Linked DNA regions of Homo sapiens: regions 2, 3, 4, 5 and 6 are each linked to region 1. Evidence: chromatin contacts called from ENCODE Hi-C or POLR2A ChIA-PET data. All regions are on one chromosome and are shown on one strand. The core of a region is the stretch at or near the end of the contact, and the rest is flanking DNA. Distances in the headings are between cores, read along the strand shown.

Region 1 (4,199 bases), core at 1,253-3,752:
TGAAGGAACTTCATTAGGTTGAGTTTGTTTTTTCACTTACTTGACTAGTTGTCTTTGTGCCACATAGTATGTGCTTAGTGGCATTGTGTCAAAATTTGTCAGGTCTCATACAATGAAGATATTCCTATAGATTCCCTGCTTCAGTCCATCTTATATTTTATCTTTCTAAAACACAGATGTGCTCATGCCATTGCTTGTAAATCTTGGTTGGTTCCTTCCTGTCTACCGAAGGAAAGCCAAACTGCTTAGCACCACATTCAAGACTCAAGACTCTTCAAGACTTAGCAATAGGTCCACATCCCTCCCAATGTTTAACCCTTCTTCCCTCAGTGCCTCAGCAGTGGGGCACAACCAAAGGGCTATGAGGACCACAGAGAAGACTGCTTTGCAGGAAGCAGTGGTCCAGGTAGAGGTAAGGGGCAGGATTAGTAGGACAGAGCATGGCACTTGATGTCAAGAACTGGGTAGTGTGCACTTGGAACAAGGTGAGAGGCATTGTCACCAGGCTAGGCTGGATCGTGATACAGCCAAGGCTAATTGGCTGTAACTGAAAGTAGATCTTTGGAGAGTAGGAGTTGGAGGAGAAGGAAGAACACTGAAAGCCAGAGAGAAATGGAGAAAATCATTTCCATGTCTTTTCCTCCAGGAACCACTTCCATAGGCAGGCTTTGCAGGAATGACAGTTACTCAATGTAGAGAAAACTGGATATCCCTCTTTTAGACTTATTTTGGGCTCAGATTCCTGTGTTCAGCTTTTTGCTCCACCATTATAGGCTCTGTGACCTCAGTCAGGTTACTTTGCTTTTCTGTGCCTCCTTTTAGCGGCCAGCAAAATGGAGGTAAGAATTATTGTTGGAATTAAGAATTATTAGAAGAATTCAGCATTATTGGAAAGATTAAACCAATTAACTCAGTTGTCTGTACATGATAGGCCCTCAATAAATCTTACCTAGTATTATGATGAGTTTGGAAATTTTTTCCTTTACACATTTAGGAAATAAGAAAGTACAGAAAGCAGAATTTGACTGCAGTGTGATAAGTGGGTGATCAACAAATCTAAGTTTGCTGTGATCTTTTCCCGTTTTAGCACTGAAAGTCCTCTATCCCGGTAGTAGTTGGTCACCCTATAACCCTATGAACAACTCTGTGAGGGTGGGAACTCTTTGCAAACAGAACATCAAGCTGCTTAGCACCATGAAAACAGCTGAATCACACAAAATTACCTTTTCTATAAGGTCTAAACTATCAAATAGCAGCAATTTCATATGGTCTGATCAAGTAAAAAGTCCTAGAAGAAGGCAAAGGAGAATAAGCCACCTTCTATACATTAACTCATGCCTGGGTATTTTTGTCCTTCTAGCTCAAAAGTAAAAAAAAAAAAGTGTGACAAATATGTCTTAAGTACTTACTGTGTGCCAGGCATCAGACTATCTGATAGGTCAGGAGTTTATTATCTTTACTTTGATTGATCTTCATGACTTATAAGTTAAGAGGACCAACAATATGAAATAGTGGAAATGTGAAGCCATCAAGAGCATTAACTCTAAACAGAAGGAAATAAGTCTAAAGGAGAATGTGTGTATCTTACAGATGAGAGGGACAGTGCCGGTGCCATGTGGGAGGAGACAGAGCTGCAGATGAGGAGGGTGAGTTACCCTGTGCCAACAACAGCGGGGTGAGCTAAGGTGCTTGAGGGTAGAGACGCAGTCAAGCCTCTCAAGCAAAAAATGCAGCAGCTAATTTCAGAGTGGGAAATGCCCCTCTGGGAGGAAGTCAACATCTTATGATCAGAACCGCAATACTGAGATAGCTAAGAAAACACAAATTCAACTTTTAAAACGTTTTTATAAAAACACTGGAGAGAGAAAAAGTCCAAGTTCACTTTGGCTTTTGGAAGAGACCCAGAGGATTTCTTAATTCATCTGAAGCATTTTGGCCTGAGTTCTATTAAAACATTTTTAATTCTTTGATATGTAATCCTCTCTAGGGGTGTGGATAAAACAAGGGCATTATGAAGTTTTGTTTAGGGAATGTCATCCCATGAAAGTATTTGCCAGTGGATTTTGGAAGGATTCAACACTGTTTTGTTGGATGGTTTTATATACCAGGTGAATTGAACACATGAGAGCAGGGATTTTTACTCAAGAAAACTTGAGAAGAACTGTAACAAAGGGAAGAGAATAGAAGTCATAGTTTTCAATTCCAAGGACTCAGTAACCCATCAATGATTACTGGCTTCTAGGGAGAGAGTTAGATACCGAGTATTTTGTTAAATGTTTTACATTTATATAAATGTATATAGTACTTATTCATATTTTATAAAGTCATTGATATGTACACCGAAAAGAGAAGAATTGAAAAATGGAAGACTAGGAAGATTGGACACTGTATCTGATGCTGTATTTCCAGTAAATTTAGCAAATAAAAAGTCTATCAAAGGAGTGCCCTATTTTGTTTCTGAATTTCAGATGAGCAGAACAGAAGCCACTCCTATGACTCTAGGACGGAAGAATGAGAATGAGGAAACTGGGGTTGTGCTTGCCTGGAGTCTAACCCGTGCACCACCTGTTATTAGAACCCTGGGAAAGCAGCCTACCATCCAGTTTTAGGTTTGGCTTGTTGAAGCTATTGACGTTGTAGCATGCACTGTACTGAGGGAAGGGAAGGGATACCTGGCTTTGAGTTTAGAGGGCTGTGGCTAACAAGTGGCTATAAGCAAATGAATTATCATGCCTAATAAAATATTCAAGTGATAATTACTAAGTTAGTGAGAGAGTTTGGCTGTGTCCCCACACAAATCTCATCTTGTATTGAAGCTCCCATGATTCCCACATATTGTGGGGGGGACCCGGTGAGAGATAATTGAATCATGGGGGCTGTTTCCCCCATACTGTTCTCCTGGTAGTGAATAAGTCTCACGAGAACTGATGGTTTTATAAAGGGAAACCCCTTTCGCTTGGCTATCATTCTCTCTCCTGCTTGCCACAGTGTAAGACTTGCCTTTTGCCTTCTGCCATGATTGTGAGGCCTCCCTAGCCACGCAGAGCTGTGAGTCCATTAAACCTCTTTTCCTTTATTATAAATTACCCAGTGTTGGGTATGTCTTTATCAGCAGCGTGAAAACAGACTAATACAGTTAGTAAGGAAAAACCTTGACCAAATGGAAAAGTGTGCATGCATTATCTCAAGTCCATCAGAAATCTGAAAAACAAAACAAAACAAAACAAACAAACAAACAAACAAAAACCAAAAACACTATTCAAATAGTTTTTGCAACATGAAGAAAAAGGAGACAAAATCAGACAACTGATAAGGGTTGGATCTGGCTTCTCACTGTTCTGTCAAGATGGGAGTTTCTGATTTAACCAGTGTCATATTGGTGGCTACTCTAACTGAATTCATTGAAAAATTGCCATAATGTGATTCAGGATTTGCCTCTGTCAACTTACCTCCTTTTAGCATTTTATGTTTTAGTTCATAGAATAAAATAATCCCATTATAGATAAGAAGCTTGAACTGCGAGATATAATTATGAGTCCTAATTCCAGCACTCAGAAAAAACACAACAAAATAACTGAAACAAAACCTAACATGCATATAGTGCTCATTATGAGCCACAAACATTTTGTAAAAACTAATGCATGAAAACTAATTTAATCTTTACAACACTATTCATTCAACAACAGCTATTTGGTGAGTACTTTTATAGATTCTGGTGCCATGAAATAGAAGCTATCATTATCCCCATTTATGAGTGAATCTGATACATCAACTCATGCCTCCGCTTGAGCATTTTGGCCTTACTTAGCTCTTGAGATTTCAAATGCTCCCCTGGCAAGGAAAGCAAACCACATCCCCAAATTTCCTTTATCCTGATCTTCATTTATAAGCCTCTAGAGACCCTGGTGAATAGAGCTGAATTTTATTTATTTGAGTTCATCTCAGAACAGTGGTAGGGCATCTTTTCATGTCTTTGGAGACAGAGATTCACATGAGGGAGAGAAGAAGCTAAAACCATGAGCCATCACAGAGTACATCTTCCTGCTGGAAGCAGCACTAAATCAAATAAGACATAATGTATAGGAAGTTTGTCTTAAAAACCTTTAGGAAGAAGGCAGTCTACACAAATCTTCACTGAGTTCCTTCTCATTTCCTCTTTCTTGTTGTATAATACAATATGTGGGTGTAAATTAAGAGAA
Region 2 (4,199 bases), core at 1,241-3,740, 500 kb after region 1:
ATGTCTAAAACACCAAAAGCAATGGCAACAAAAGCCAAAATTGACAAATGGGATCTAATTAAACTAAAGAGCCTCTGCACAGCAAAAGAAACTACCATCAAAGTGAACAGGCAACCTACAGAATGGGAGAAAATTTTTGCAGTCTACTCATCTGACAAAGGGCTAATATCCAGAATCTACAAAGAACTCAAACAAATTTACAAGAATAAAACAACCCCATGAAAAAGTGGGCAAAGGATGTGAACAGACACTTCTCAAAAGAAGACATTTATGCAGCCAAAAGACACATGAAAAAATGCTCGTCATCACTGGCCATCAGAGAAATGCAAATCAAAACCACAATGAGATACCATCTCACACCAGTTAGAATGGCAATCATTAAAAAGTCAGGAAACAATAGGTGCTGGAGAGGGTGTGGAGAAATAGGAACACTTTTATTCTGTTGACAGGACTGTAAACTGGTTCAACCATTGTGGAAGACAGTGTGGCGATTCCTTAGGGATCTAGGACTAGAAATACCATTTGACCCAGCCATCCCATTACTGGGTATATAACCAAAGGGTTATAAATCATGCTACTATAACATATGTTTATTGTGGCACTATTCACAACAGCAAAGACTTGGAACAAAACCAAATGTCCATCAATGATAGACTGGATTAATAAAATGTGGCACATATACATCATGGAATACTATGCAGCCATAAAAAATGAGTTCATATCCTTTGTAGGGACATGGATGAAGCTGGAAACCATCATTCTCAGCAAACTATCGCAAGGACAAAAAACCAGACACCGCATGTTCTCACTCATAGGTGGGAATTGAACAATGAGAACACTTGGACACAGGGTGGGGAACATCACACACTGGGGCCTGTCGTGGTGTGTAGGGAGTGGGGAGGGACAGCATTAGGGGCTATACCTAATGTAAATGACGAGTTAATGGGTGCAGCACACCAACATGGCACATGTATACATATGTAACAAACCTGCACGTTGTGTATATGTACCCTAGAACTTAAAGTATAAAAAAAAATTTTTTTTTTTTTTTTTTTTTAGAGACAGGATCTTGCAATGTTGTGCAGTTAGGTCTCAAACTCCTAGCCCCAATTGATCCCCCACCTCAGCCTTCCAAAGTTCTGGGATTTCAGATGTAAGCCACCTGCCCTGGTCTATTGCTGTTCTTTATCTTGGGTTCTTAGGTAACCCAGCAATCTCACTTCTAAGAATCTACCTCAAAGATTCACAGGTAAAAAGTTAAAAGACATGTACATGCTATTTATTGCAAGATTATGTGCAGTAAATGACTAGGAAAAAATGGCAATGTCCATCAACTGGGACTGATTGACAGAACTATATTATATTCATACAAAAAATCCTGTTCAATTGTTTAAGGAAAGGAGGAATACCTGTGTGTACTTCTGTGTAGCAATCTTTGGGATATATTGTTCACTTAAAAAAAACATAATGCAGACAAAGCCATGCTTAATATCAGCTATTTATACAAGAAAGCAGCGTGAAAATAATCTTTCCTCCTTCATTCATTCAACAAATATACATTTATTTGTATCACTAATGACATAGTACATGTATTTTACACCAATGACATTCTTATCAGATTCCCATTAGGAAGATTTATAAGTGAAATTCAAAGACTTGGTGTTATCTTTGATTTTTCTTTTTTTCCTTGCCAGCCCTTTTATAAGTTGAATCCATAGGCAAAAATTCTGTCAATCCTATATGCGAAATACATTCCAAATCCTGTGACTTCTCACCATCTTCTCAACTATCCTCCCACCTGTTATCTCTCGTCTAAGTATAGCAAAACCTGTTTTCCACTTCTTATGTCCACTCTTGCATCATGAAAGCCTATTCTCTATAGAAGAGTCAACATGGTCATTTTAATCCAACTTCTTAAAATCTCCAATGGTTACATAACCCATTTAGAATAAAATCTAAACTCCTGACTATGGCCTATGAGACTTGCTCTGAGTCCTCTTATTCTATCACTTATATCTTTATTAACTATAATTAGGCTACAAAATCTGGTCCTGCAATCTGGCAAGCTATCTTGCTCAGAAACTTTGCTGTTCCCTCTGCTTAGAATTCTCTCCTCTTAGATCTTCACTGGATTGATTCCTTATCATTCCCATATTGCTTAAATGTCCTTTCCTCAGCAGGGCTTCTCTAACCACCTTATATTAAATATCCTTGATCTTTTTTCAGTTCTGCTGAGTCCCTTTTCTGTTTTTTTTTTTTCCAGACTGATTTTTCCGTCTCTGAAGTGATGCTAAATTACTAAATTATATTTGTCTCCCTAACTAGAAGGTATGCTTCTGGAGAGCCAACAGGGTCTTTCTCTTGCTGATCACCAAACTCCTGGTCCCTAGCATGTGATAGAAACTCAGTAAATATTTGCTGAGAGAATGAATGTATCTTTATAAAATGAGACTGAGTAACTTACAGATGCTAAATGGGGAAGTGGGAAAGGGGAAATGGAGTGAAAGTGAGAAGTGGTACTGCCACGTAAATTTTCACAGCTGAGAGTAATAGTGAACATCATTGTGTTGTTTTACATCACCACCATCTGGATTTGCCAGAAATATTGCTCTCTGGAGCCCATGTCATTTTTCCTGTGTTTACGGAATGCTCCCAGGGTGTGTGTGTGTGTGTGTGTGTGTGTGTGTGTGCGTGCATGTGCATGCATGAGCATGTGTGTGTAGGCAGGCTTCTCCAATAGACATGAAGAATAAAGGACTGACAGTTTTTAGTACTGCTGCTTCCCTTTCCACCAGTAAGATGTTAGTGGCTAAACCCAGTACTCCATTCATTAACACCACAGAGGCTCAGCAACAGGAGATGGGCAGAGTGGTGCTGGGTCCAGTTTTGGGCCCAACAGCAGGGTCTGAGAGCTGGTTGAATGGCCTGTGTGACTTGTAACTCATTCCATGCTTCATCGTTCCATGTCAACAATGGTCCAGGCAGTATGCCCTCAGGTACTACTGAGTGTCCCCCAACTTCTTAACAACTTTTTTTTTTTTTTTGACAGAGTCTCACTCTGTACCCAGGCTGGAGTGCAGTGGTGTGATCTCGGCTCACTGCAACCTCCATTTCCTGGGTTAAAGTGATTCTTGTGCCTCAGTCTCCCAAGTAGCTCGTACCACCACACCAGGCTAATTTTTGTGTTTTACGTAGAGACGAGGTTTCTCCATGTTACCCAGGCTGGTCTCGAACTCTTGGCCTCAAGTGCTCTACCTGTGTCAGCCTCCCAAAGTGCTGGAATTACAGTCGTGATTTACCATGCCCAGCCTTTATCAACTTTTATTCCTCTTATTCTGATATTATATCCATGAGGAAATTGTGGAAATGTATCTCTATCTGTCTATCTATCTGTCTATCTATCTATCCATCCATCCATCTATCACCTATCTAGATATGTATCTATCTACCTATATATCTATCTATGATTCCTATATCTATCTATGTCTATCTACCTAATCTATCTAATAGGTTGATGATATAGGCATAAGGCCTATCTAGACAGATAGAGAGATAGATGATAGATAGATAGATAGATAGATAGATAGATAGATAGATAGAAAGATATATAGATAGAGGGATAAGGCACGTATTTGGGACTTTAATAAAAGAAGCACTCCGAATCTTAAAGATTATGGTGTTTAGACACAAACTCTGAATATCAGTGTGATCACTTCATTCTTTCTAGCTGAGTGGTTGTATCACATGCAAGATCAAAATGCTGTGACCTAAACTGTTTTCTTCTCTGCTGCATTGGAGAATTTTCCACGCCCCTGCTCCTCACCTCGCTCCTTTCCTTTCTCCACACCTGTTGTAGCTTATGTCAACAGGAGTACTTAAATGCAACTAGTTATAAGTCTCATTTTATTTGAGAGACTGTTCACATTTGATATCAAAAAAATACAAAATGTTTTGATATGTTACATAAAAGTCACCATGACTAGGCCCAAATGAAAATTTCATATACAAATTTTGCAATAGCAATAATTATTATTATATTTTCAATCACAATTACCCTGAAAATAACTCTGAATATTTTTATGTAAATAATGAGCTCAAAAAAATCAAGGAAGTCATGCATTTGAAATCCCAAACACATTTGATCAGATCGTATTTGCTTTAAAACGTTTTTTAAAATAAAATTCATATAGTATTTTTAT
Region 3 (4,199 bases), core at 1,700-4,199, 410 kb before region 1:
CAGGGGCAAACATTTTCCAAAGGTGAATCTTCTAGGATTCACACAGATAGGCCCAAATGGGAACTGTTCAGGTAACCCAGCCTTGCATCTTTCCCCAGTTCAGACTCTGGAAGAAAGTCCTTGAAGATCTCTGGACATTTGTCCAGGATTAAGCAAAAGCCACAGCAAGTTTCTTTCACTCGCATCAGTGTGAAGAGACCACCAAACAGGCTTTGTGTGAGCAATAAAGCTTTTTAATCACCTGGGTGCAGGCGGGCTGAGTCCGAAAAGAGAGTCAGTGAAGGGAGATAGGCGTGGGGCCGTTTTATAGGATTTGGGCAGGTAAAGGAAAATTACAGTCAAAGGGGGTTGTTCTCTGGTGGGCAGGTGTGGAGGGGGGGATCACAAGGTGCTCAGTGGGGGAGCTTTTTGAGCCAGGATGAGCCAGGAGAAGGAATTTCACAAGGTAATGTCATCAGTTAAGGCAGGACCTGCCATTTTCACTTCTTTTGTAGTGGAATGTCATCAGTTAAGGCAAGGACCAGCCATCTGGATGTGTACATGCAGGTCACAGGGGATATGATGGCTTAGCTTTGGCTCAGAGGCCTGACAGTTTCCAATAGAACATAACAGGCAGCAGAGAAGACAGAGACTGAAAGAGCATCCTGGGGGAGATGGAATTGTGACAAACTAAACCAGTGAGCCGAAATTAAGGCTAGCCCTGTGGCATGACTGGCTCTTGTGCAAGTGACATTATTATGTGACATATTATATGTCTGGGTCATTACTATGCTAAAATAAGTAGATTAAAATGAAAGGAATTTCCAAACAAATGCGGGAAGGAAGGCATTATGAAGTTTTCAGATGTCATTAGCTATAACAAAGTTCAGAATTAATCATGACACCATGCAAAATGGGAAAAATTTGCAAGCAAGGAGAGGGTGGAGATGCCAGAACCCGTAAATTTATGCCAGCTGAGCACTGTGGGGGCACCTGGCAAATGGATTTACTATTTTGCCAACACCAGTAAAGTGTTACAAAATTGCAAACGGAATTATTTCTATGCAAACAATTGTTTTTAAAAAGGGTCCCTACATCGACTAATGCAATTCAGTTTTTTTCTGGGTAAGCACAAAGCCAGAAACTAAATGAAAAATATTAGAAATTATTTTTCTTGGAATCATGTTGAATATTAAAATTGAGATTTACTTTCCTCCCCAATTCCCTCTCTCTCCCATCAGTCTTTTCATGCACCAATGTCATTTTAGTTTTCGTGGTAAAAGAGGTGGTGAAAAAGGGGCAGGGGCATTTGAGAGAGTAGGCGAAGGGAGGCTGGGGATTCCAGAAAAGGAAAAGATGGGGAGTCGCTCAATTAAACTCTACCACCTTCATCTGTTAACAGGGATTCTTGCCTGTCTCGACCCACTTCCAGAGGCAATGCCATATTATTTGAGAAAGCTGGATATAAAATTTGAGCTCTGCTGTCCTTGTCCCAATCCCCCTCCCCAGGAGAAAAAATAAGCTGAACTGTACTCGTGACATTATGGGTTTTTCTGGAAAACAAGGATAAATAAGTTTTTTGAACATTTTTCTCCCCTGAAACTAAATCCGTAAGAGAGTTAAAAACCCGTGGAAAGCGAGTTAAGTCACTTTTCAAGTCTTTGTACTCAGGGGATTCTGTAAGACTCATGGAAGAATAATGGCGCAAACAGCAATATTTTAATGTTAGAACGGTCCTCTGAAAAGTCTGCCCGAAACGCTACAAAGATAATTGTGCAGTAACTTCTAAAAACTCTACTGGGACAGGAGGCAACAAAACTCCGGATCAGCGAGAGCTCTGTTTATCCGAGGGTGCTGAGCCTCAGGCCCCACGGAGATTCCCTTTTCGGCACTTGGAGGCCTGAACTCAGGTCTAACCTTTCGTGTGCGCGCTCTGATACTCAACCACCGTTCAGTCTCCGGAGGCTGTTACAACTGTCCCCATTCTACAGATGAAGTTGAGGCTACAGCTTAGTGTTCTTGGGGAGGGAGGGAGTTGGGGGGAGAGAGAGACGCTTTTCCTCATAACCTTAAACAAAAGTACTTAAACCTAAAGCAACTGAAAAATGATTTTCTTTCAACAACGGTGTTTCCTTTGGGGTCAAGTTCTTTGATCTCATCTACAAAACCAAGAAGCGGGACAAGTATTTTTCTGCAAATTAGAACGGGGCGTTCCCCTCCCCCATCACCCCAATTCCAGAGGACGTCAATCACAGTGGACGCAGCACCGCGAGCGGAAATGCGGAGAGCATCGGGGCTCCGCATGTGGGGCACAATGAAACAAGAGCAGCCCCGGCCAGAGGTCCAGTAAAGCGGAAAGACGGTCCCGCCCGCACACCCCTCCGGAAAACTGAAGCGTCTCCTCTGACCCCCAAGGTCAGAAAGATTTATTACTTCCTTCGAGAGGGCGCAGCCACAGACCCACTAGAGAGGGCGGGCAGGGTGTCGGAAGCCAGAGAACGGCGCTCCGCGTCCTCCCACCGCTCCAGGGCGCAGAGGTGTCCTCAGTGCCCGGAGAGGTTGGCAGTGTCGGCCCCGAGGGAAGCGTGGAGCGGACGGCCGACAGGGGATTTCTGCCCAAACTTCATCACCAACTCTTTCTGAGAGCAAAAACATGGGGCCGAGTCCGGCAGCTGCACGCAGAATCCAACTCTCTGGCAGCTCTCGGCACCGACGAGCTCCAGATCCCGCGTTCGCATCCCGGCGCTTTGCGCGCAGAGCTAAGCCTTCGGACCCGTGGACTGCAGCCCCCGCGCGTCGCGGTAAAGCGGGTCGCGTCTCCAGCCCCCGAGGCGCAGCGACGGTGGGAGCCGGCTCGGCGTTGGGGGCGGGGGCGGGGCCGGCGAAGGGGGAGGGCTGCGCGGCGGAGGGGAGGAGCCGCGGCGACAGACGGCGGCGCGCACCAACCGGGCGCCGGCTGGCAGGAGCCGCGCAGAGGCTGGTCCGAGCGCGTTGCGGGCGCCCGGCGTAAGGGGAGTCGGGTAGCAGCATCCTCCTGGGCGCCGCTTTCGCGCGGCGGCGGCGGCTGCGGCGGGGTCTTTCTTTGCTTAAATACCTCGTTGGCCAGAAGCGCTGGTACCGGGGGCGGGTTGGGTCGGGTCGGGCAGTGCTGCACACCTGGGTTTCCTTGCCTAGAGCTGTGTGTTCGGGGTCCTTTGGTCCAGTCGGAGGCTGCGGAGCGGCGGGGGTTGCCTGCGCTGTCCGCCCGGGCATCCTCCCGGTGATGGAAGCAGCCGCCGCCGCCGCTGCGGGGTCGCGCTGTGCCCCATCCACCGCTGCCAGAGAGGTGGGAAAATTCGCCGCACGGAGGCCGAAAGCGAGAGGGGCTGCGCCGCTATGCCGGGAGCTGAGTCCCATATAAGCCGCCCCCAGCCATCGCCCCCAGCCGGCTTCGTTCCCCTGAGCGAGACAGGAAGCTGCGGTCCCGAGAAAGCGGAGGAGACGTCGCTGGAGCCGGGAGGCGCCGGGTTCGGCGGAGCGCGGAGCGGGGCTCTGGGCCGCGTGAAAGTTTTTCTTCCCGAGCCGCAGGGCGCCCGCTGCCCGGAAACTGCCCAGGGATAAGTCGGCCGACTCCCCAGACCCCTCGAAGGTGCGGGGACCCCCAGCGGAAGCGAGAGGGAGCGAAATCGAGGAACGAGTGACAGCCGGACAGTCCGCCGGGCGGTGATCCGGGGCCGCTCCCGGGCGCGCCCTCGGCTCCAGGTGAGCGGAGGAACCGGGCAGAACCGAGGGTGGGCGTTACTTAGGAGGAGGAGGCTGGGAGGGAGATTGGGGCGCATCCGCTCACTCCGCTTCCCCTCGCAGGTCCTACCCGGAGCCGCTGCCATGGGAGAGCCAGCCTTGGGCGCTGGGGACCAGCCGCCGCGCCCGCCTCGGAGTCGCGGCCCGAGTCCCGGCGCCAGCAGCCAGCCCGCTGCGTCCCCTTCCCGGGCTGCAGGGCTGCCTCCGCCGCGCCGCCGGCCCGGATTGTGCCTGTGATGAGCCGCAGCCCGCAGCGAGCTCTGCCCCCGGGCGCGCTCCCTCGGCTGCTCCAGGCTGCGCCTGCAGCCGCGCCGCGTGCCCTGCTCCCGCAGTGGCCCCGGCGCCCAGGACGCCGCTGGCCCGCGTCCCCTCTCGGAATGAAGGTGTTCCGTAGGAAGGCGCTGGTGTTGTGCGCGGGCTATGCACTGCTGCTGGTGCTC
Region 4 (4,199 bases), core at 1,047-3,546, 360 kb before region 1:
GTTTTGGGAGTTGACATAGGAATCAATTAGAAAATGATGCAAGTCGCTATAATGACCACCATCACCGTAGCTAAATGCAAAGTCCGAGTGGAACTGGAATTTAGAAAAATGAGACAGAGGAAGATGAGATATGTTAGGGAAGTCCTCCTGGGTCTTTGAAGGCTGAAGGCTATAGAGTATAATGTCTGAAAGGATGGCCTTGATATACAGTAAGACTTGAGTATGAATCACACGCCTCATTTTAGAAGTTGTGTGACATTTGTAAGTCACTTCATCTTTCTGAGCTTCAGTTTCTCAGTATCTAAAAGAGGGGAAAGACACTACAGGGTTGCTGTAAAGATTAAGTAGGAAAGCATGGATTGATGGAGGTGCCAAGTTAGTTCAATGGGAGAAAATATGGTCTTTTCAACAAATGGTGCTGTGTATTTTATTGTGTGTAAATTATTCCTAAATAAAAAAAGACAGCGTGGGAAAGTACACAGTACATGGTACCTCCTCATTAATAGTGGCTGTGGGTAATACAGGCATGAACAACAACACTAGGCATTTTAGTTTTGACCTCCTACCCCATTAAGCCAGTGGCTCTGTCAACCATCTCTTTTGCCTGTCAGGGTCCTATGGGACTCACACAGGACTCTGGCCAGATGCTGTGATGTTCTCATTCTCTTACCCCCAATGATGCACTTTGCCCAGACAGTCTTTCTGGATAATTGTTCAGGAATCAAATCTTTCTCTCTCATCTAGATATACATGCACATAATATGGATGTTCCTTCCTTCCTTCCTTCTCTCCCTCCCTTCTTCCTGTTTATCTATCATCTTTATCCTATCTCATTCCAAAGCCAGTTTAATGTGGCTTATAAAAATATGCCAGCCTTTAGACAAATTAGTATAGGAAACAAATATAAAACCAAAACTACAAAGAAAGAGACATCAGTTGGTCCTGAACCCTTGCTATAGGCAGGCAACGGATTTGGCTCTGAGCTTCCTTGCCATAGCAACAAAAAAAGGAAATGTGATTAGTTGCTAAACAGACCACAGAGCAGATTCGCTTTATCCCAAAGTAGCATCTTGAACTGGTATCTGTTATTCAGAGCTCCAGGTTTCCAGTTTGTTTGCCTGAGTGGTGGATTAGTGTAAGGAGAGAAGAAACTGGAGGTTTTTTTGTGTTTGGCTCAGTTTTCCTGGCAGGGACACACTAAGAGTTTCCTTCTGGAAGTGAATGGTGCTGGGGTTCTCCCTCCAGCAGAGACAGCATTATTTGTATTCTGAGCCTCTGTTGTCATCCGCTGTGTGGATTAGCTACCTCACTGCACAGTTCATCCTCATGCTGTTTTTCTGAGATCTCAGTTTTGATGTTGACACCTTTCCTTGAGTTATATTCTGGCGAGACAAGCTTGTCACTGAATGGCCGATCCCAGCAGAGGTCTTTTTCATTCTTCTTGGCTGTTTTTCTTTGATTATGGTAGACATACTTATTCCCTTCCCCTTCTCAGAGTTATTTTAGACTTTGAAACCTCCTCTTAGGGTTTTAACTGGCACTATCAAGCACATAGATGGAGGCACATTTTAGATAGAGAGTCCTTTCCTAGTGACCCTTTTAAGAGTGAGCTTCCTAAGTGTAGGCACTTGCTGGTCTTGCAATATATTATAGATCCATCTTCTGCTTGCCTTAAAGAGTCACTTCCCTTAAGAGTCTGCCATTTGGTAGCTGGAAATGAGATTTTCAGAGAGTTCAATGGAATTAAATCTTGACCTCCAAGAAAGGGCAGCTTGTAGTATTAAGGACACTGAGGATCAAGCCTGGGTTTTGGGGGAAATGGATTCCAGACTAACTTCTGGATGTTAGGCAGTAAGAGAACCTTTCTGGGCCTGCTTTCCTTATAGTGCAATGGAGGAAGTAATTTCAGAAGACTGATGTGAAGGCCAAACAAGATGTAAAACTTGACGGTGCTTTGAAAATCCCAGGGTTTTAAATTGTAAGTATGTAAGGGAGAAGACAAGAGAGAAATATTTTCTAAATTTGAGCACCAGCGTTGAATTTATAGTAAAAATGCAAAACATTTACTGGAGACCTATGCGAAGTAAGTGTGTGTGTGTGTGTGTGTGCGCGCGTGTGTGTGCGCGCGTGTGTGTGTGTGTGTGTGTGTGTGTGTGTGTGTGAAGATTTTTGGGGCCAGAATTTTTCCTTTAATCTTTCTTTCTCCAAATACTGAACTTCTTCCTGTTGACACTGATATCAGGGCATTTCAAAAATATCTCTTTTCTTGCCTCCGTTGAGTAATATGTTTCACATAATGAGAGTTTCATAACTCCTCCTGTTTTCGCTTTGCGTTGGCTACCAGCAAACTCAGAGCTATGTCTATTGCTAACTCTAAATAACCATAATACCCAAGATGCTTGAAACATTTCCTTTTTGCATCTTCTTTTTCCTGTCCTTCTGATTTTTTTGTTGTTGGTTTTGCATTTGAATGGCCTTATTGAATATATCTCTTGTTATAAGTTGTTGCAGATCTTTTTTGGAAATATAAATACTTTATATAAATTAAGTTGGAAGTGTAAATAATGTCAACACATAACAGCACATTATAAACACTGTCCTGTGGGCAAAATGAGTTCTGATTCAACATCGCTCTTCTTGTTTCAGTGGCTGAGAAAAGAGCTCTCTTGAATTCTAAGGCAGCTGTACCAATCAATGGCTCCCACTGAAGGAACTGGGTGCCAGGTGGGAGGCAGCAGGCACTTGAAAATTCTCTAGATTTGTAGAGAAGGACAAATTTGGGCCAGTTCCTTACTAGCAGCTCAGAATGGTCTCCTCAAGCAGATTTCCTTGTCTCCTTTTGTAAACATGTGTATAGTAAATGCTTGGCACTGAGACAAGTACTTCTAAAACTTCATAATGCATGTAAATCACCTGGGGATCTTGTTAAAATGCAGATTCTAATTCATTATTTCTGGGGCTTGAGAATCTGCATTTCTAACAAGTTCCCAGGTAATGCTGTTGCTGCTGGTCTGTGACCCATGCTTTGAGTAGCAAGGACCTAGAAGTCACTCAGCTCAATCTGTTGAATGGAAGAATCTGACTTGTTCATGAGTCATACTTCCCAGTTTCAGAAGTCGTCATATCAGTGGATCTGCCTTCTCTTAAAAATCTGAGATCACATGGACACAGGAAGGGGAACATCACACTCTGGGGACTGTTGTGGGGTGGGGGGAGGGGGGAGGGATAGCATTGGGAGATATACCTAATGCTAGATGACAAGTTAGTGGGTGCAGCGCACCAGCGTGGCACATGTATACATATGTAACTAACCTGCACAATGTGCACATGTACCCTAAAACTTAAAGTATAGTAATAAAAGAAAAAAAAATCTGAATTCTTCATAGTTCCTAATTTCTAACTATCTTCCAAGCATTTTCTGCTAAAAATTTATTATCTCTTCTACCTCGCAATGAGCTTCCTCCTTTCTTTCTTTTTCTCCGGATCCACACCATATTCTGAAATCCATTCCCAAAGAGGATATGCTGTGAGCTGTAGTATCATTAGATAGGAGTCCAATCTCCGTAGTCTTAGAGATCGACTGGCTTGTACTTTCTCATAGACCTGGGGGGGTCTCACAAGGCTTTGCACCTATTGGGTGCTTCCTAGATGTTTATTGACTGATTGATAGACCTGTGATTCTAAATGTTTTAGATACAGTCATGTACTGCAAAACAATATTTCTGTCAACGATGGACCATATATGTAACGGTTCTCATAAGATTATAATGGAGCTGAAAAATTCTATTGCCTAGTGATGTTGTGGCCATCCTAGGGCCACAGTGCAATGCATTACTCACATGTTTGCGGTGATGCTGGTGTAAACAAACCTACTGCACTACTAGTCCTATAAAAGTATAGTCTATACAATTATGTCCAGTACATAATGCCTGACAATGATAATCAACAACTATATTACTGGTTTCTGTATTTACTATTCTATACTTGTAATCATTGTTTTAGAGTGTAGTTTTACTTATAAAAGAAAAGTTAACTGTAAAACAGCCTCAGGCTGGTCCTTCATGAGGAATTCCAGAAGGCATTATTATCGCAGGAGATGACAGCTCCATGTGTGTTATTGCCCGTGAAGACCTTCCAGTGGGACAAGATGTGGAGGTGGAAGGCAGTGATATGGAAGATCCTGACCCTCTGTAGGCCTA
Region 5 (4,199 bases), core at 1,136-3,635, 320 kb before region 1:
TAATATTCTCATTGTTTAATCCTTTTTGTGGAGGGTTTAAAGAGATTCAGCCAAAGCTTCATAACTGATCATAGATGTTTCAGAGCAAATGTTCTGGTCCCAGAGATCTAGGTTTAAATTTTGGTTCTGCCACTTATTAGCTATGAAATTTTGAGTTGTTCTGTCTCTGTTTCTTCACCTACAAAATTAGGATAAGAATGTTTTCATTATGAAATTCTTATAAAGATAAAATAACTTATTTAGTAAGTACTTAATCAGTGCCTGCTATGTGCCAGGCATCATTCTTGGCACTGGGGGAAATGGCTTTGAATGAGACAAGCTTCCAACCCTCCTGGTGCCTAGATTTGTGTAAGGGAGACATAAAAAATGAGTAAGTGAACAAGAGAATCTTAGATAGTGCCAAGTGCTATAAAGATTAAGTGAAGTGAGGTATGCAAAATGCTTAGCATGGGCCTGGCACACAGCAAGCAAGCAGTAATGTAACTTAGTTGGGGCTGCTATAACAAAATGCCATAGACTGAGTAGCTTAAACAAAAAAATGCATTTATTTCCCACAGTTCTGGAGGCTGGGAAGTCCAAAATCAAGGCACTGGCAGATTTGGTGTTTGTTGAGGGCCTGCTTCCTGGTTTATGATGGCTATTTTCTTGTTGTGCCCTCACATAGAGGAAAGACAGTGAGAGAGCTCTCTGGGGTCTCTTACAGAGACACTAATCCCATCCATTAAGTCTCTACCCTCATGATCTAATCACCTCACAAAGGTCCCATCTCCTAATACTATCACATAGGAGGTTAGGATTTCAACATATGAACTTTGAGGGGACACAAATATTCAGCCCATAGCATTCTGCCCCTAGCTCCCCAAATTCATATTCTTCTTGCATGCAAAATACATTCATTCCATCCCAACAGCTCCAAAAATCTTAACTCATTCCAAAGACAACACTAAAGTCTAAAGTCCAAAGTCTCATCTAAATATTGTTTAAATCAGATATAGGTGAAACTCAAAGTACAATTCATCCTGAGGCAAAATTCCTCTCCAGCTTCAAACCTTTGAAACCAGACCAATTATGTGCTTCCCAAATACAATGATAGGACCAATGTAGGCTATTCCATTCTGAAAGGGAGAAATAGGACAGAACAAAGTGGTCATAGGTCCTATGTAACCTGACAGGGAAAACAACATGAAACCTTAGGGTTTGAGAATAATCCTCTCTGGCCCCATGTTCTACCCTCTGGACCCATAGGGTGGTGGTCCTGCCTCCATGGCTATCCCTCGTTGGGGTCGGGAGGGCGATCACAGGCCCCTGGCTCTCCAGGGCTTCGGTCTCAAGATATAAAGGGGTCTATTATTTTTATTGTTAAAGTTAATACTATTCAAGTCATCATTATGGAAAGCGAGTGACAAAGAAGGCATGAGTGAAGTTTGACTTTGGCCTGAGGGTTGTAGAAAAATGAAGCATGTTCCCCCTGTTTCCACCCATTAGGATTAAGTAGTTGAGGCCTGTCCTCCGCAATGCACTGGTCTGAAATTTTACTGCTTAGGATCATGGAACTGGCTCTTTCTTTGGTTCTGTTCCACCTCAAATAAGCTGGGGAGAGGTGTGTGGCTGTCATTGGGTGTGGCAAAGCCAAAGAAGGAGCTAATTCATGATTCTAAGCATGTGAGGGCTTGGCTTGTTATGAGACTATTTTAGCCTTTGCAGCAGCAGTAGTTCTAAATATTCCAAATACCTAGAAATTGGAAAATAATGACAAAAATAACTCAGTGTGAGTTTTTGTAGGAAGGTATGAGCAAGGCATTTATAAAGTATCTTTAAATTGTAATGATGTCCAGGACAGGTTAATGTTTGAAATGCCTTGACCCCCAGCTAAAAGTGGTAGAGAAAATTCTTTTGTCAAACGGTCCACTTCTAATCCTCATCATTGACAGAGCCTGGAACACCTTTTTTCCTTTCTTTTTTTTTTTTTTGCACTGTCTTATTTATTTCTCTAGTAATGTCTCCAATGACGCTTTTCAGGTTTACTTTTTTTCCCCTGATATTCTCAGCTTGTGAGTGATAAATAGTGCTTAAGAACAATTTTGATACCCACATACTTCCAGCTGAGAGACTTAATTGAGGGGTTTCTTTGCCTGTGTGTTTTGAAGCGTTGCCTATGCCGTGGTGCTGGTTATGCTGAAGAATAGCTCCTTCTCACATTTCAATTCTCTGAACTGGGTTGGAATTCAGTCTGGCTGGCTTGCTAGGCAGCCCTTTATACTGGGCTGAGGTCTTGAGGCTGCTTCAAGCCCATGGACTAAAAAAACCACCAACAACAAAAATCCCCCCCCAAAAAAACAAGTAATGTCTGCCTGGCCCTGGCTGCCGGGCTCTTGAGAACTGCAGCTGTGTGGCCATCCTGCCATGAGTGATAGGCCATGGCTACTGAACTGTGCAAAGTCTCACCTCCAAAACTGCACACACAACCATTTTTTTTGGTGTGTGCTCTTGATTCTGCTCACTGAGGCATTTCCTTGGAGCTCAAGATGTGCATTTTTTAAAAAGGGGATTGCCTATTCCAAGGGCTGCTTGCAGCTTTGCAAAGAAAACCTGCTGAGTCACCAGGGGTGGCCAAATACTGTGGTCAGAGCTGACATTTGATGGTGGTTTGATGGAGGAGGCCACCTGAAAGTCAATTGTTAAGGCCTTTGAGAAGGAGTGAGTGGGTTCTTCCTAAAGAGGAGTAGGTAAGTAGTTGCCTTCTGGGACTCTATCTTTCAACCCATCTTTATCACTTCCCTATTTAGGTTATCAAGAAAATAAATGGGCTAATGAATCAGAGAGATTTAACCTGAATTTGCCATTTATACTGTTTGACCTTGGACAAGTTACTTAACCTCTCTGAGTCTGCTTTTTTTCTTCTTTTTTGAAAAATGGAAATGAAATAATACTTAACTCACGAGTTTGTTGGAGGATTAGATGAGCTCACTGCATGGCACAGTGCTCAATAAATGCCTCATTTTAGTTGTCTTCTTTGAAAATGCAAGTGTCACATTAAGGATTCCCCTAGTACAATGAGTACTCCCTGTCTTAGTCCGTATGGGTTGCTATAACAAAGTACTATAGACTGGGTGACTTACACACAACTGAAATTTTTATCACACAGTTCTGGAGGCCAGAAATCTGAGACTGGGGCACCAGCATGGTCAGGTTCTGGTGAGGGTCCCTTTCCAGGTTGCAGACTGCTGACTTCTTGCTGTGTCCTCACATGGTGGAAGGAGCAAGAGGTCTCTTTGGGGCCTTTTTTCTATAAGGGCACTAATCCCATTCATGAGAGCTCCATCTTCATGACCTAATCACCTTTTAAAGGCCCAACCTCCTAATACCATCAACCTGGAGGTTAGGATTTCAACATGTACATTTTAGGGAGACATGTAACGCTCTTTTGTCATCTAATTATCATTAGATAATAGATGTCAATCCATTAAAACAAGGATTGACAGGAATTGGGTAGAATTCCTAATTAGGTAGAATTAGGGTCCAAGGAGAGAAACAGGATCTTGCAGGGTAATAATACCAAACTGGTAATGGTACCAAAACACTGATTTTCTCATCTTACACCTTTCCCTGGGGTCAGGCCCTTTAGAGGAAACTACTATATATATTTAAAGAAATATATATATTTAAGAGTTCTAAGGTACATACTTTTTTTCAGTTTAAAATCTCTGAATTTATGGCATTCATAATTAAAATGTTTAAATGGTATGTGAAATAATGCATCTTATAACTGATAGCATCTTAGTTTTCATAAATATGTAATACTTTTAATAAACAACAATAGTTTCAGGAATCTGGGGCCTTCATTGGGATTCCTTAGACCTGCACTGTCTAGCCGCTGGCCACACATGTGTTATGAGCACTTGAAATGTGGCTACTTCAAATTGTGATGTGCTGCAGTGCAATATGCTCACCAGCTTCTGAAGACTTTAGTATGGGAAGAATAATGTTAATCTATCTCATTAATACTTCTTTCATTGATTACATGTTGAAATAATAATATTTTGGATATATTGGATTAAATAAAGTATATTATTAGAATTTATTTTACGTGGCTTTTAAAAAATTTTTACTTTTTTAGGGTGGCTTCTATTAATGCTTCATGTGCAGCTCACATTACGTTTCTCTTGAATGGTGCAGCCTTTGAACACAGATGCCAAAGA
Region 6 (4,199 bases), core at 1,240-3,739, 320 kb after region 1:
AACAGCAATTTAGAGAAATGCTACCTCAATAGCAGTGGTCAATGAACTACTATTTTATTATTTCAAGCACAATTTAAAAATATTTCAGAGAGTTTTGCAGGATTAAAGGTAACCTGGAATTTTTCAGATTCAAAAGTAAGAGTTACTGTATGTATTGTGAATGCAAAACATGACTGAATTTTAGTAGGTTATCAAAACTTTTACGAAAACAATATCCCCACCATTGAACTTGGTAAATGAGTCATAGTTCAATCAAATTCAGGGATGTGAAGAAATCTTTCCCTCTAATAAAGGTTGGCAATCTATTAAATCTGGGTAGTTTTGCTAAAGCACATATGTCCCTTTAATATGATATCAAGAATTACATTGTTTCTGGCTTCTCAGATTCTATTCCATATCCTTGCAGATTACTTATTAGTCAAGTCAAGAGAAAAATTCTGTTCATGATGGAGATAGGCAAATGACAGGAACCTAGGGCTTCACATCTGATGGCATCCCCTCCTTTTTGTTTGGCTATTTCTCTCCCACCTGATTGTGATTTTTTTTTTCTCTTAAATGAGAGTTTTCTTGTGCCCGTTAAGACCCTCAATACTGGCTGGGAATGGTGGCTCATGCCCGTAATGCCAGCATTTTGGGAGGCCAAGGTCAGTGGATCTCTTTAGGCCAGGAGTTGGAGACCAGCCTGGGCAACATAGTGAGACCCTGTCTCCACTAAATTTTAAAAAATAAATAAAACAATACAGCAAAAAAAGGTTTTTTTTTTTTTTGCATTTGGGTTATGTTTTTTTTCTTTTTTTAATTATACTTTAAGTTTTAGGGTACATGTGCACAACGTGCAGGTTAGTTACATATGTATACATGTGCCATGTTGGTGTGCTGCACCCATTAACTCGTCATTTAACATCAGGTATATCTCCTAATGCTGTCCCTCCCCACTCCCAAGCAAAAAATTTTTAAAAGACCCTCAGTACCAAGGAATTTAACTCTGTGCTCTGAATGGATCAGCATATCAGCCTCCTGAGCCTGAAACTTCCGCCTTATAGCTCAAGTATCTCACAGTGGGATCCACTTAAGGCTTAGGATTCCTTAGGTTCTGAAATCACAACTATACACTGTTAATATCAGGACACCACAGGATTAGCATATACAATGTGCATTGATCTGTACCCTGAATCTCAGGCTTAGGAAAGGGTTTCAGGATTTCCAAAATGAGGAAACCCCAAATATAAAAGTATGTTATTTGCTATAAATTATAGCAATGCCTTGCCTGTTGCCATTGTGTTCAAACTTCCTATCCATTATCAGGCTGAGATAAGAGCAGTGAAGTAAACTATTTCATCAGTAACACCAGTAAAAACTGGTGTCTTTCATTTTACTTTAAAAGATGAGAGTACAGACAGATAATCTCTGTCAGACTTTATTAAACTTTCTGAAAGGAATGATACGGTAAGTTGCCCAGAAAGAGCAATACTGCAGGTGTTAAATATTTTTCCACACCTTGGCCTCCAATACATAAATAGGAGATACATAACAAATAACACTAGCAATGATCATTATAAATTAGAACATCTGAAATCAGGCTAAGAAGTAAAAAGTACTGCATAAAGAAACTCTCGTTTATTTATAACTTTTTATTATAAGAAAATAAGACACTGTTCGTATAAATAAAAAGGACTTGGACACAATATTCTCTTAAGAGGGGTGGGGTTAGTTTCTGCAAGTTTTCTTCTTGAAATTAGTTGATATAAGAGGAATTACTCCAGGCATTTTGAAGTGATGTTTTTTCTAGAACTTCGTAATGTTCATCGGTGCAGCCAGTGAGAGAAGGCTGCTCTTTGTGACTGCAGAGCCATCACTTCCCAACATCATTACAAAAACAAACAGCTCGCCCTCGACTCCCCACATGACAATGGACCCGCATCTGTCAACAGACTTGCATTATGTGCCGTGTGAGAACATGACTGTGACATTTGCTCTCGTGACATGGCAAATTTCGGCGGCTTGTCTGTAAAGAGATTAGCATTCGTTACGCTGCAGCACCTTTCATCAAACTAATGACATTTCAATCAGCACATTTTCTCCAGTTTCGGTACTTTGCTATCTGAGCACAAGTCTCTAATTACGCTCAAGCAACAAGTTTCACATCAATCTCACAATTTATGCACTCACCATACACCATTGCTCCTCCAGTTTCATGCAAGAAGCGGAATCGATGATTTTTAAATAACCAGATTGTCAAAATGGTAAGGATGAGCAAAAAATTGAAGACAAGCAGCTCCACCGCTCCCTGATGTTGAAACTGATACTCATCCTTTTCTGACATAACCCTTGACTGTCTCTCCATTCCCCAGTCTTCTTGGGATTCCTTAGATAAAAACCTGGATAAAGGCTATTTTATCAAGATTTGCCTAAGACAGTCTGACTGCCTGAGAATTTCAGAAGAAACACTGCCACTTTAGTTGCTACTTCACAAGCATTCTGCCCTGGCTTAGTATTCAGATGGCTTCTAGTTACAACTTCCTGTTTCTCTCTTAAAGCAGCCCTGTCTCTTTTCAAACTCGAGAGTGTGTGGTTTCATCACTGACTCTTAATGTCTTTAAGTGATTCATCTCATGAAAATATCTTTCATACTGGACAAATCTGCAAGCAATGATGCTAAGATCTTGAATCACGGTCTTATTATTCCAAATAAGTCTTCTTAAGCTGCATAAATATGAACTGTAGATTAATAATAAAAAAGGTAGCCTTACACTAGCAACGTTTTCTAAGTTCAAAAAGCCAATTCCTGACTCAACTTCACCTAAATGCAAGATCTTTCCTCTCTAACCAAGACCTGCCAAAGTGATGGGGATTGATAGCACAGTTATCAATCAGCCTCTGTGCTCTAAATGGATCAGCATATTAGCCTCCTGAAAAGATATTACACTGCTTAGCCTGAAACTTCCGCCTCATAGCTCAAGTATCTCACAATGGGATTCACTTAAGGCATAGGGTTTCTTATAGGGTTTCTTATGCTCTCAAATCATGACTGTACATTGGTTAAGCAAACCTAAAGTGATTTCACAGGATTTTTTTTTTTTTTTTTTAGTTGAGAAGCAAGAAAGGATTTAGTATATGACTCTATTTGGCTTTATATAATTGATAGTTGCAGAGCAGCCTTTAAACTCTAAATCAATTGTTTTTCTTTTAACAAGAGAAAACAATGAAAGCAAAAGACAAATAAAATTCCATCCCCATCTCTACAACTGTACTGTTTGGATACGTTGAGACAAAAAAGAAAAAAAACAAAACACATTACTTCGAAAGAGAAACTCACGCAGCCATCCTCAGCAACGCCACATGCATGGATTTCTCTTTGTAGGGTTCCTGGTCTCGGCATCCAGGACCCACAGAAATCTGCAATAGATCACAACCTCCTCTGTCCTATGGCAAAACAATGTTGCTCACTGAGAAATGGTTCTGCCACCAGAAATGAAAGCTCTGTATTCACAGGATTCTGATCATAAGAGTGATGATTCTTCAGATCATCTTCCATGTGGCAGGTTGCTCCTGTCTGATTTCATATTTTTCTACTTTAAAATAGTTCAAGATAATACCATGGGTTCTGCAGCTTTTTTTTCCTTTTCTTTCTTTTTTCTTAGCAAATATTATGACCTGCTTGCTTTTAACACTTGATCCTATAACACATTTGGGTATATCCTGGGGTTAGCTGATTTTTTTTTTCATTTTACCATATCATTGTAATTTGGGAGTATTAATCACTTATGATCCCCATTTTGACACAATTAATGCTCAATTTATACAATGTGATTTCTTATTGAGTAGGCTGAGCCCAAATGCGTCCTGAAACAATTTTTGTCACTAAAAGCTAAAGGTCAAGCATGTAATATTATTGGGAGCTAACTACCTCCTCAACAAACAGTTTCACCATGAGAGCAAGTCTATCAACCCCTTAATACAAAGCTCTGCTGTTTCAGCATCTTTGCTTTGTGCAACTTTGGAAGCTTATTTCCTCTCTGAGTTTAACTTAGCAGAGGGTATTTATGTGTGCTGCAGATGTTCTTCTGACACGCTACCCTTTTTGGCAGGAATATCTGTGATGACTAATATTCATACTGTTTTGAAACCTATCAGCTAATGCTTGCAAGCATTTCATGGAGCTTTGCTAGCAGGTTCTACCTTTATGATTTTGCAACTCC

The links. Hi-C counts contacts between places; a loop is a spot of excess contacts on that map. ChIA-PET counts read pairs that join two places held with the same protein, here RNA polymerase II (POLR2A). Pooled maps may share reads with other maps.
Region 2: a map with no recorded cell type shows a loop between it and region 1 (5-fold over the local background). The contact joins two enhancer-like sites. A Hi-C loop is called at or near these places in 6 of 37 single-sample maps with no recorded cell type and 4 of 50 pooled maps.
Region 3: a map of B cell shows a loop between it and region 1 (8-fold over the local background). The contact joins the promoter of CHST2 here to the enhancer-like site in region 1. A Hi-C loop is called at or near these places in 3 of 168 maps with a recorded cell type or tissue (B cell, GM12878 and naive thymus-derived CD4-positive, alpha-beta T cell), 31 of 37 single-sample maps with no recorded cell type and 12 of 50 pooled maps. POLR2A ChIA-PET finds 5 or more read pairs at or near these places in 1 of 52 experiments (activated B cell).
Region 4: a loop to region 1 is called in a map with no recorded cell type, with 2.1 times the contacts of the local background. The contact joins two enhancer-like sites. A Hi-C loop is called at or near these places in 20 of 37 single-sample maps with no recorded cell type and 14 of 50 pooled maps.
Region 5: a loop to region 1 is called in a map of mesothelial cell of epicardium, with 18 times the contacts of the local background. The contact joins two enhancer-like sites. A Hi-C loop is called at or near these places in 1 of 168 maps with a recorded cell type or tissue (mesothelial cell of epicardium), 2 of 37 single-sample maps with no recorded cell type and 2 of 50 pooled maps.
Region 6: a pooled map shows a loop between it and region 1 (2.1-fold over the local background). The contact joins the promoter of SLC9A9 here to the enhancer-like site in region 1. A Hi-C loop is called at or near these places in 3 of 37 single-sample maps with no recorded cell type and 11 of 50 pooled maps. POLR2A ChIA-PET finds 5 or more read pairs at or near these places in 1 of 52 experiments (activated naive CD4-positive, alpha-beta T cell).

Annotation. Positions count from the first base shown.
Region 1 is chr3:143,527,434-143,531,632 of GRCh38, forward strand. The region is part of intron 9 of SLC9A9 (solute carrier family 9 member A9); the gene reads right to left. Among named protein-coding and RNA genes, the nearest start is that of SLC9A9-AS1, 190 kb to the left of the region's middle. Within about 2 kb of position 2,503, at least 5 of the 41 ENCODE cell types and tissues checked have a DNase peak (open chromatin) inside an H3K27ac peak, as active enhancers do; they include B cell, where a contact is called at or near this core.
Region 2 is chr3:144,026,426-144,030,624 of GRCh38, forward strand. No RefSeq gene overlaps it. Among named protein-coding and RNA genes, the nearest start is that of DIPK2A, 57 kb to the left of the region's middle. Within about 2 kb of position 2,491, at least 3 of the 41 ENCODE cell types and tissues checked have a DNase peak (open chromatin) inside an H3K27ac peak, as active enhancers do.
Region 3 is chr3:143,116,822-143,121,020 of GRCh38, forward strand. CHST2 (carbohydrate sulfotransferase 2) reads left to right here and starts at 2,950. Exons shown (of 2, transcript NM_004267.5): 1 at 2,950-3,720; 2 at 3,823-4,199. The coding sequence starts at 3,996. RefSeq lists enhancers at 2,006-2,507, 2,183-2,312, 2,508-3,007, 3,293-3,342, 3,666-4,199 and silencers at 2,773-3,062, 3,553-3,602, 3,633-3,682, 3,733-3,812, 3,873-4,072 and 1 more.
Region 4 is chr3:143,162,740-143,166,938 of GRCh38, forward strand. No RefSeq gene overlaps it. Among named protein-coding and RNA genes, the nearest start is that of CHST2, 45 kb to the left of the region's middle. Within about 2 kb of position 2,297, at least 4 of the 41 ENCODE cell types and tissues checked have a DNase peak (open chromatin) inside an H3K27ac peak, as active enhancers do.
Region 5 is chr3:143,204,971-143,209,169 of GRCh38, forward strand. No RefSeq gene overlaps it. Among named protein-coding and RNA genes, the nearest start is that of CHST2, 87 kb to the left of the region's middle. Within about 2 kb of position 2,386, at least 3 of the 41 ENCODE cell types and tissues checked have a DNase peak (open chromatin) inside an H3K27ac peak, as active enhancers do.
Region 6 is chr3:143,845,979-143,850,177 of GRCh38, forward strand. It overlaps SLC9A9 (solute carrier family 9 member A9), which reads right to left and starts at 2,490. Exons shown (of 16, transcript NM_173653.4): 1 at 2,170-2,490. The coding sequence starts at 2,344.